Regions from separate parts of the Mus musculus genome. Here region 2 is linked to region 1. A link is a loop called in an ENCODE intact Hi-C map of the cell type or tissue named here. Cell type or tissue: left cerebral cortex. All regions are shown on one strand. Each heading gives the region's core, and the rest is flanking DNA. Links, peaks and the distances in the headings are about the cores only.

Region 1 (5,380 bases), core at 199-5,198:
TTTTTTGTTTTTTCGAGACAGGGTTTCTCTGTGTAGCTCTAGCTGTCCTGGAACTCACTCTGTAGACCAGGCTCTCCTCAAACTCAGAAATCCACCTGCCTCTGCCTTCCAAGTGCTGGGGCATGCACCACCACTGCCCGGCAGGACCTTGTTTTTTTTTTTGTTTTTTTTTTTTAAGATTTATTTATTTATTATATGTAAATACATTGTAGCAGTCTTCAGACACTCCAGAAGAGGGAGTCAGATCTCGTTATGGATGGTTGTGAGCCACCATGTGGTTGCTGGGATTTGAACTCTGGATCTTCAGAAGAGCAGTCGGGTGCTCTTACCCACTGAGCCATCTCACCAGCCCAGGACCTTGTTTTTAAAAAGAAATTCCTAAGCCTTGGTCTCTATAGTCACAGGGATCCAGAGAAATTGGAATCAATAAGACATATCTATCATGTAGGGCTGGAGAGATGGCTCAGCGTCTAAGAGCACCTACTGCTCTTCTGGAGGTCCTGAGTTCAAATCCCAGCAACCACACAGTGGCTCACAACCATCTGTAATGAGATCGGATGCCCTCTTCCAGTGTGTCTGAAGACAGCTACAGTGTACTTATGCTACATCCACTCCAGTAGTGACAAGCACGACAACCTGGGCGCTGTCCTGAGGCAAAAAGTTTACAGAAACTTAGTCTTCTGGAATTGTGGCATCCTGTATAAAGAATCCTCCAATGTCCTTGCTTTAGTTGGTAAACGGATCTGTGTGCTTTCCCTTAATATTGCTTTCTTACAAGTGCTCCTAAGGATTGATATTTTGACATATAGGCAGTCCTTGATCCAACCTTGGGCATGGATAGCTAAGTCACTGCCCTACACAGAAATTTACCATTATCTAGGAAGAAAAAGATTTTGTGACCTAAAGAGGAACCAGAGTAGATTCTTAGAACTATAGGTAGCTGAGTCACACCCATACACAAACAAGTATTTACAATGGCCTAGGGGGAAGGTGGACTATACAATAGACTATAGTAGGAACTATGGCAAGGGCAAGAAGCCCTTGCCCCAGGCTTCTAAGATTAAGTGGACCTTAGGTGGAGCTGTTTGTTTTTTGGGTTTTTTTTTTATAGTTTGCAATAGCTTTCAAACTATGCTATTTTTTTGATTTATTTATTTATTATATGTAAGTACACTATAGCTGACTTCATACAATCCAGAAGAGGGCATTAGATCTTGTTACAGATGGTTGTGAGCCACCTTGTGGTTGCTGGGATTTGAACTCCAGACCTTCGGAAGAGCAGTCGGGTGCTCTTACCCACTGAGCCATCTCACCAGCCCCAGGTGGAGCTGTTTTTGATCCCAGTTGTTAACGTTGAGTTTTATCCCAGTTGCTTCCTGCCAGTTCTTCCATATTTGTATTCCTTTGTTTTGTGTAAGAATCCAGTAACGTCTTTGTACCTTGCCGGTGTGTCACCCAACTTCCCTATTTTCTTCTGTATAAAAAGTTTGATGCTCGATTTGACAAATTACATTCAGTTCCCCACTCTCTTGTATCCAGTCTGTCTGTCAATTCCCGCCAAAGCCTTGCCCACCTGCTCCAGAGACTCGTTCCACGCAGACAAGGGACCCAGAGGGTCTGTGGCATACTTACATATAATAAATAAATAAATGTTTAATAAAAAGAAATACCATGTATATGTATATGAAAAAACATGGTATATGGTTAGTTATACCATGCATATGGCATTTACATGACATATATGTTTTTATCATATGTGGTACATATGTGTTACTTATAAGGAATTTGTTCAGAGCAAATTTGGTAAAACATACTTGTAATCTCATTTACAGAGAAGGGTGAGGCAAGAGTTAAACTTCTGCCCGTCTGGGCTCCATAGCCAAATTCCATCTAAAACAAATCAAAACAATCAAAACAAATAAACAAACAAAAGCCTGGATGGCACAGTTATGGTGGTTGAGAGGTCCCAAGACCTAGTCAGCAAGTTTGAGGCACAAGAAGCCAAGGATGTTCATGCTGTCAGACTTGAGACCCAACAAAAATGAATGTTTTTCTCTTGAGTCTGAAGGCAGGAAAAGCTCATGCCTATCCAATGCCCTTAGGCAGGAGTACCCACCTCTTAGCCTTTTTATTCCACTCAGGTCTGTTGTCCATGCGACCCCTCCCTACCCCTACATATGCGCAGTTGTTTTACTCGGTAATTAGTTCAAATGCTAATGTCATCTTTTTAAAAATCTTCACAGCTACATCCAGAATACAGTTTGACCGGTGGCTGAATATACTCTGGTCCAGTAAAGTTGACTCATAAAATAAACTATCCACAGTATAACACATACTGAAACTTGAGGCCCTCTGAAGGCCACTTAAAGCCAGATTTTCAAGAAGGGAGTGATGCAATCACACTAGCTGGGACCTGCTTAAGAACAGCCCCTGCGGATTTCTGAGTTCGAGGCCAGCCTGGTCTACAGAGTGAGTACCAGGACAGCCAGGGCTATACAGAGAAACCCTGTCTCAGAAAAAAAAAAAGAACAGCCCCTGGCAGCTAAGTGGGAGGTAGGAGCCAATGGGGTAGGATAAATGGGGAGCTCGGGGGTGGGGGAGTGGGGCTAGAGAAGATGGAGGATAGGAGGTCACTGTGCAGGGCAGTGGCAAGGTCCTACTCTTTCCTGTTTATGACCCTGTTCCCCTTACTACACAACAAACTTTCCTATCTGCAGAGTAGGAGTTTGGGAAGGACACTATTAGGCACTTCACACGAGTTCTTCTGTGTCGTTGAGGCCAGATGTTGGCTGGGCTTTAGTTATCTCTTCTGGGTGGAATATTCACTCATGGTCGTCAGTTGGTACCAGCTGTCATCTCATGTACAGAACCTCTTCAGCACAGTCATTTGAGGATACTGAGACTTCTTACATGGCATCTGGCCTCATTCCAAGGGCACAAGGCAGAAGCTGCCCAGCTTTTCTGGCCTTGACCCAGAAATCACACAATGTCTCTTCTGTGCACTCCTTGAGGGAAGCAGTCATAGTCCTGTCCATATCTAGCAGGGTAGGGAATGAGACTCCGCTTCTCGATGGGACCCAGACAGTTCACACTATAGAGAATATGAGATGGTAGACATTTGTGCCAATTACAATGCATTAGTGATTAACTCTGAGACATCAAAAATACTTCAGTGTTGCATCAAGGAAAGAAAGAAAAGCCCTTCCTCCTAGAGTAGTTCAACCAAGAGTGAGTCCAGATTTGAACTCTCTGCTTCACGTTCCCTGTATCTTCCATCCTCTGTCTGCCTGTTGTATGTGTCTGAACCTGTGCCTGCCTAAAGGTGTTGTCTGTCCTTGTGTGTCTGTCTCTAACAAAGGATTTATTGAACAGTATAGAAAACATCACATAGGTAAAGGAATGAGACACTTTACAGAAATCTTTAACAGAGTCTTACAAGGCATTAAGTCATTGACTCCAGCGATCTCAACAAACCAAATAACAAACCTCATTGTTTATCAACTAATATTCATAAGTGGTTGCTTTCAACCTTTATGTAGATTCTAGGAAGTTGTTTTCAACTTCTCTGTTTGCTGCTTTCAGCAAAGGATGTGCCCACATTACCTGGGTTGGGGGCATTGAAGAGTACACAATGTTACAACTGTGCATTAGCTTGGGTTTTAAAAGCTGTCCACAAGGGAAATCCAAGGCTGTAAGGTTGATTGTTACATTGTTCCCTTAAAGGCAGGTTAAACAGTTTGAGGTCACAGTAGGCTAGCAGTCTTAAATATTTCTGTGACCTTAAGATGTATTATTAAATCTAACTGTGTGGTCCAGCAAAAGTTTCAGTCTGTTAAAATGTAAGAGATATTTTTGGAATATTGCATCACCACAGACACTTTGGACTGTCTTTGGGAAATACAATCTGACACAGCTCCCAGTTGACCTCTTCCCATCTGACCTTTTATCTTCCTCTCTGTTTTTTAATATACAACTTCCTACAAGGTCTCCTCAACTCAAATTCAGTTCTAAAATATAATTTATCATAACAACACTCATTCCCTGTACTCTTACAAAATAAGACAAAAAATATCTTTGAGTTTCCCTTTCTGAAAAAAAAAAGTGACCTTTTCATTTCTTTTTTTCTATGAAGTGCATTTTTTTTTTTTCGAGACAGGGTTTCTCTGTATAGCCCTGGCTGTCCTGGAGCTCACTTTGTAGGCCAGGCTGGCCTCGAACTCAGAAATCCGCCTGCCTCTGCCTCCCGAGTGCTGGGATTAAAGGCGTGCACAACCACGCCCGGCTTTTTGAAGTGCATTTTTAATTTATTTATTTACTTTTAGATTTACTTTGTGTATTTTATGTATATGGGTACTTTGTTTGCATGAACATCTTCTACACAACAGAAAATCATATCAGACAGTTGTGAGATGTCATGTTGGTGTTGGGAACTGAACTTGGGACCTTCAGAAGAGTAGTGAGTGTTCTTAACCACTGAACCATCTCTCCAGCCAGTCCTTGTCATTTCTTATTCTTGGATTTGGTTTGTGGCCTCAGTTCATCTGCTGTCACCCTGGTGCAGCTCTTTCTGACCTTAGTCTTCCTGATGATCTTTTTGCATCCTCTTTCCCCTTGCTCCCACTCATTGTACATGCCCTATCTATTCAGTCATTCCCTAATCCTGCATCTAACTTTCCTACCTCTTGACCATTCCTAATGGGCACCTATTCTTCTAACTTTCCACTATTGGGTCTCCTGGGAAGTGAGCTCTGAAGCAGTGTTTATTATGCAGAGTGTTTCTTAAGGTGTGGCTTTGAGATGGACACTTGTAGAAGGAAAGGAAGAGACTCAAGAAGAAAAGATCAAGTTGCAATTTAAACCAAACTCAGCCAGACCCTTGGGGGCTCTCAGGTTAGGATCCCCATCCCTTCAGAAATGTCCTGGGATAAGAAAACCAAGAAGGCTGAGTCTGTGTGTTTCTGCTTCATTGAGCCTTGAGCTGGGCCACTGTGGCAGAGAGCATGACCACTCTTAGTCTCAGGAGCCACAGGTCCTCCTTTCATTCAGTCTTTGGCAAATTCCATCTGGTCCCTCTGCTTTGACCTATTCTCTGATTTTATCATTTATTACTAGTGCCACTAATAGGTGTGTGTGTGTGTGTGTGTGTGTGTGTGTGTGTGTGTGTGTATCCATGAATGATGTGTGTGAGTACAGGTGCCACAGCACACGAGTGGAGGTCAGAAGACAGCTTTCATGAATCAGCTCTCTCCTTCCACAGTGGGTTCCAGGGATCAAATCAGTAGTCTTGTGCTGCAAACGCTCTTAGCCGCTGGATCATCTCACAGCCCAGCCCCACCCTACCCTCATTTTAGAAAAATGGACATTATCTTGTTTTCCTCCC
Region 2 (5,380 bases), core at 320-5,319, 130 kb before region 1:
CCCCTTACCATCAGACTCTCAGCATCCATCACTCTAATCGTCATTAGTTTAGGGTACTCAGGATCTGGCCACATTGAGACCAGCAGGCCCACAACAGCCAAAAAGAGCCAAGGAAACCCTAGGTGGAATTCTAAGCCACCAGGGCTTGGAAACTTGAACAGTGGATAGAGGCCCTGATGGGTAGTTTGGATCCAATTTATATCCTTCCTCCACTGTCCTTCCTGTTTTCTGTTTCTCTCAGCAAGACTCTATAGTGGCCACACAAAGAAGGTCAATGATAAATACTGTGACCCATCCAAGAGGCCTGGTATTCTTGGTCTGGCCCACACCATTAGTCTTCATCAAAGTTCCAGGGGGAAGGGATGCTAGATAGACCCAGAGCATCTCTGGAAGTGCATACCTGGTTGGTATAAGCGTAGGGTGGCAGTGGGAACTCCCTACCATGGATCTCAAAGACAACGGTGGGCATGATGTCCAGCCTCCAGCAGTCGATGTCAAACTAAGAGAAGAAAGAAGAATGTCACTTATTAAAAGAGGCACTGATGGTACAGAACTCCTTCCTCCACAATGTATGACTCTTCTCAAGGGAAATGGAGGCTGTCCAGATGGGGCCGGGTCTCAAAACATAGTCCCACTGGAGGTATCAGCTTTCAGCAACACATGGACAGTGTCTTCCTTATATGACTAGCCAAAGTGTACAAGTATCTCAGGAAAAAGGGAGAGGGGTTGACTGGTGGTAGCGGTGGACTGAGTAGAACAAGAAGGTGCAGCAAAGGTTACCAAGCCACAAAAGGCATAGGCTCTCAGGACCAGGAAACAGATGATAGCCACCATGCAAAGGAAGCATAAAGCTCTCACAGCAAGGGCAGACCAACGCTGGAAGGAAAGCATTGGCCACTTTTAACAAATGGGCTCACCCAACATTCTCCTTCAACATTTCTTCTGTGTAGAAAGGGGCTCTTGATTCAGGGAGTTTCTGGAAGTAAGGGGAGGACCTGACCTTACCTGGTCATTATGGCCTTGCACAGCTCCAATGACTTGCTGAATATTGAGGATGTCTCTACCAGGCCCCGTCAACAGGGCAGTGCCTGTGTCCAGAACGGCAGGGCAGCCACCTTGACAAGCCACCACTTCACCATTGATTGTGATCCTAGAAAATTAAATAGAAGGGCTTCAGGGTACCAACCTATAACCAGCCTTCTCCCCCGGGTCCTTCCTACCCATGTCAGAATCCTCAAGGAAGAAGGGAAGTCCAAATCCCTCCTTTGAGCCTCTTCTTAGAACCGCCAAAACTTCCCAAGATCAAAGACTGAGCTCTTCCCCCTCAATTGGTGGCTGAATTGAGAACAGCTCAAATTGCAAGGATCCCAAAAAACAACAAAACAATCCACCTGCACATCATCCCGTGGGTGGACTGAAGACTCACTAGCTGCCTAAAGATCCAGTTTCAAGTTTTCTCTGCTGTTTAAGCAATACCTGTCTCAGATAAGTCTCCCACCATTTGTATATCCTTGGGCTTCTCATGAGTAATCCATGAGTTGGCTTCCTCAGACGATGGTCATGAGGCCCAAATCATAAGTCTATAACCTACACTCTGAGGGCAATACTGGCACCCACCTCCTACAGGTTCAGGGGCAACCAATGAGACAGCCATAGAACTGCTCAGCACGGTGCCTCTGGGAAAGAGGCAATCAGTGCAAGGTTGCATATACAACAATAACCCCTTGCAAGGGATGCTGACATCCCAGCTAGCTGTCAGAATCAACCAATAATCTCACAGCTACTGAGCCCCCCTATCCACACACCAAGAGTCAGCCTCTAGGTTCTGCTCACCTACCTGTCCACTGTGAACTGCCAATATCCCTGTACTGTCACAGGCACCCAGTGCAGTGAGCCTATGAAGTAGGACTGATCGATGGCCCCCAGTGTGAGCATGCTCCCCTGCTCATTCCTGGAAGGGAGAAAGACCTCTCTGTAGCAGCAGACCCCCAGCTGGGGAAGAGGGCCCAGTCCCATCCCCGAGGCATCCCCGAGGCATCCCCGAGGCAGATGGGTGGAGACCTAGAGGCCTTTCACTGCCTCTCTCCCAACCCAACAGGGCGACCTCAGCAGCCTCTCCCTCTGGCAGGCTTCACTGAGACTCGACGGGCTTTCCTGCTCCTTTCAGCCTCACAGCCCTGAGTCAGCACTGCCATAGGGGAGGGAGCAACACTCCACACAGGTCAGGGGACCACCAGGTTCTGACATGCTATCCTCAGACCCTCCCAGCAGCCCAATGAACCTCCACCCCTGGAAGGTCTTCAACAAGGCCCCACACTTTGAATTAAAACTGCCTCCCAGAGCCAGATCCCTTCTGCTCCCTCGGGGATATGGTTGCATGCGTAATGCTTACTGGGACACACTCATTCACTGTCTCATCTATCCACACTGTTCCACACCCACACCCACACCCAGAACGTGAGCCCCTCCTACCTCCAGGTTCTAGAGCATAGAACCTGCTGCCTAAAATGCACTGGCTCTCCTCCCCACGCCTTGATAATTCTCACTCACCATCAATGAATCATGTCCTGCCTTGTCCTGTGTGCATGTTCACACACGTACACACAGGCATGCATGCACATTGTCAGAGTGGACATCCCATGCTTTAAGGCACCCATCTGCCCTGTTCTTTGCTGCGACACCCTTCTCTCAGCTGCTTGATTACAATGTGAAGAGCTGTGTGCTGTCTCTTTCCCTTGCTAGAATATATCTTCTAGCTTGTTTTGTTTGGTTATATGTATACCCATGTCCTGGCCTAACCCCTGCATATAAAGGCCCAGCAAATATGCATGGAGTACATGAATGAATGAATGAATGAATGAATGAATATCTAAATGCATGCATGAATGAAATGTACCTTACTCTGTCCATGGGGTCTCCTCTCTTCAGCTTCCTATCCTGGGGGTGGTCTCTTTCTCCTTGTGTTGCCACCTACCCCCAAGTCTGAGAGGAGCTAGGTCATCACAAGGAGCAGGAAAATAAAGCAGCAACATTGTATCTGGGATTGAAGCCTGGCTCCGACACACATTCCTGAGTAAGCAACCCTCCTTCTCTCTCTGGTGGAAGGAGAACCCTGGACTCTTTGGGATTGAGGATCTCAAAGACATTGACAGATGATGTGGAGACCCTTTCTCTTAGGAAGAACAGGTTAAAAGCCCTTATCTAGAGATGGAAACAGGCTTTGTTTCTGTTGTTATTTGTAGTGCCAGAGACTGAACCTGGGACCTAGCACGTGCAAGCCCTCTAACACATCCCCAGTAAGGCTTAGCTTTTTGTGGGGGATCGAGATATAGGATGGAAATCATCTCATCTTTGGCCCAGTAAACTCTAGTTGCATGAATGATTCCAGTAAGGTCTTTGGACAGAAGGTCGGAGGTGCCCAGAAACCAGGATGGAGATAGTTTGGATAGTTGGATGTACCTTCGCAAGTAGTGTCTCCAAGGGGAAGACATTCACCTTAGCCAACAGTGCTTACCAGATATCAGTCAGACCTTTGGTGTGTGCAGCCCCTACCTGCTCATGTAAACGGAGAACAGGTCTTGGGCCACCAGGTGCCTGTTCATCATGTTGTCAAATATGGGTACTGAGTATTTGGAGGCAAAAGTAGGATAGGCCAGGCCCAGGATGCCATCAAATGGAGAGTAGGTGAAGATGTCGCCCGGTTCCTGGGTACTCAGGCCCACAGTCTGATGGGACACTACAATATCAGAGACCTGGAAAGATAAAAAAAAAGAAAGAAAGAAAGAAAGAAAGAAAGAAAGAAAGAAAGAAAGAAAGAAAGAAAGAAAGAAAGAAACTGTCGTGATGATTTCCCCCTGGGAGCTTCTGCGGCCAGAGAGGGAGAATCCCAGGGATAGGGGCAGCCAGTGTGGGATCACAGGCCAGAGTCAGAATGCCAGCCCTTGCTGTCCTGCCTTCACTTTGATAGATAACACAGGGTTAGTTTTAACTTAAGAGACTGGAATGGGCTGGGTCCTCCATGTTCTCTGCTTGCTTTTGAAGAACTGCTCTGCTGAGCCTGGACGAGGAAGAGGGGACAGTGTTGGTGCAGACACAGGTCTCATGTCGGGCACAAGCCCAAAGGAAGTAGGCTGGCTGATGATGGCTCTAAGGCTGCCTGCAGAAACAGCTGCACCTTGGAGTTGTGGTCCTCTCCCGTGGTCCTCCCATGGGCATTGCCGTGCACAAAGCAGGTACCACGTGGGTCCCTATTCAGTCACTTGCTGACTGGGCTTGAATAAGCTCCTCTCCAGGCCCCAGGCCCTTATCTGATAGACAGAATAATAATGCCTGAATCTCCAATCAGTGCCTAAGCCAAATAGCTGAACAACCATTGTGCAGTCACTGAATGTCTGTTTACTGAAGAGTTATTTACCACACTAAAGAAAATTGTTCTTCTTTTGCCCATTTCCCCAGAGGGTAGATGTGTGCTCTGAGCCACACACAGAGCTGAAGCAGGTCTCCAACCTCTGCTCTGTCCCATAAAACTAATTAGTCTCCACACCGGGCAGCAAATGTGAACTTTAAAACCTGATATCAAACCTGCCACACAGGCTACAACTGCCTCCTGCATCTTAGTAGACACGGAACAGAATCATTGCTTCTCGTCCTGCCTCTCACAACTTTTCCCATCCTCCACCCTTAGCTTATCCCCACCCCCACCCCCAATGCTGACCTCTGTCTCCTTCCTCAACTGCTCTAGCTCCTCCCTGTCCCAGGATTTTTGCAATCAGCTCTTCTGCAGTGCTGACCCCAGATCATCTCTGGCCTGGCTTCCTGAAGTGTATCGTATGGGTTCCAGCTTGCCACAGGCAACCATGTCCACCAAAGTGTTCTTCCATACGTTCTAGTTTTGTTTTCTTCATGCCGTACTTGGCACCTTCAAAGCCATCTGACTTATCTTTTGTGTAGACTTTGCTCTCACAAGGCCACCTGAATGCCTTTCTCTAGACAGCATTCAGCAAGCAGGTCCTCTCTCCACTTGTCCCACACTATATCTTTCTTAGAGCAAACATTCATGATGTGAATAAATGAGCAATGGCTAAGTACTAAGGAATAACTCAATTCTCTTTCTCTCAACCAACAAACTATTACTGAGGAGCTCTGATGTGCCGTGTGTAAGGCTTTAAGGATATAGCAATGGCTAAAAGAAAGTCCCTGCCTTGAGTAACCTTTAATCTAACAGGAAAGGCCAATCGTGGATTTTAAAAGCAATGATATAGAACAAGAACATGTCAGGAGCGATGAGCCCTCAGAAGAAAGACAAATCAGGGTAAAGCCATAGGCAGCGTGTGGTTTTATAGGATGCTGGAAAGACCTCATTGATAGAGTAACGTTCTGC

The links. A loop is a pair of places that touch in the nucleus more often than their neighbours do. Peaks named below come from ENCODE experiments on the same cell type or tissue, not always from the same donor. Only the 100,000 strongest peaks of a DNase experiment are listed, where the experiment ranks them.
Region 2: a loop joins it to region 1, with 2.4 times the contacts of the local background. A loop is called at or near these places in 6 of 42 quality-filtered maps.

What each region holds. Positions count from the first base shown.
Region 1 is chr3:107,346,233-107,351,612 of GRCm38, forward strand. No RefSeq gene overlaps it. Among named protein-coding and RNA genes, the nearest start is that of Rbm15, 16 kb to the left of the region's middle. In left cerebral cortex, for the core only: no CTCF peak of the experiment used is centred there; a DNase peak (open chromatin) is centred at 2,939.
Region 2 is chr3:107,212,374-107,217,753 of GRCm38, forward strand. Cym (chymosin) reads right to left here. Exons shown (of 9, transcript NM_001111143.1): 5 at 3,553-3,752; 6 at 1,838-1,951; 7 at 1,006-1,150; 8 at 401-499. Among named protein-coding and RNA genes, the nearest start is that of Cym, 6.7 kb to the right of the region's middle. In left cerebral cortex, for the core only: no CTCF peak of the experiment used is centred there; a DNase peak (open chromatin) is centred at 2,435.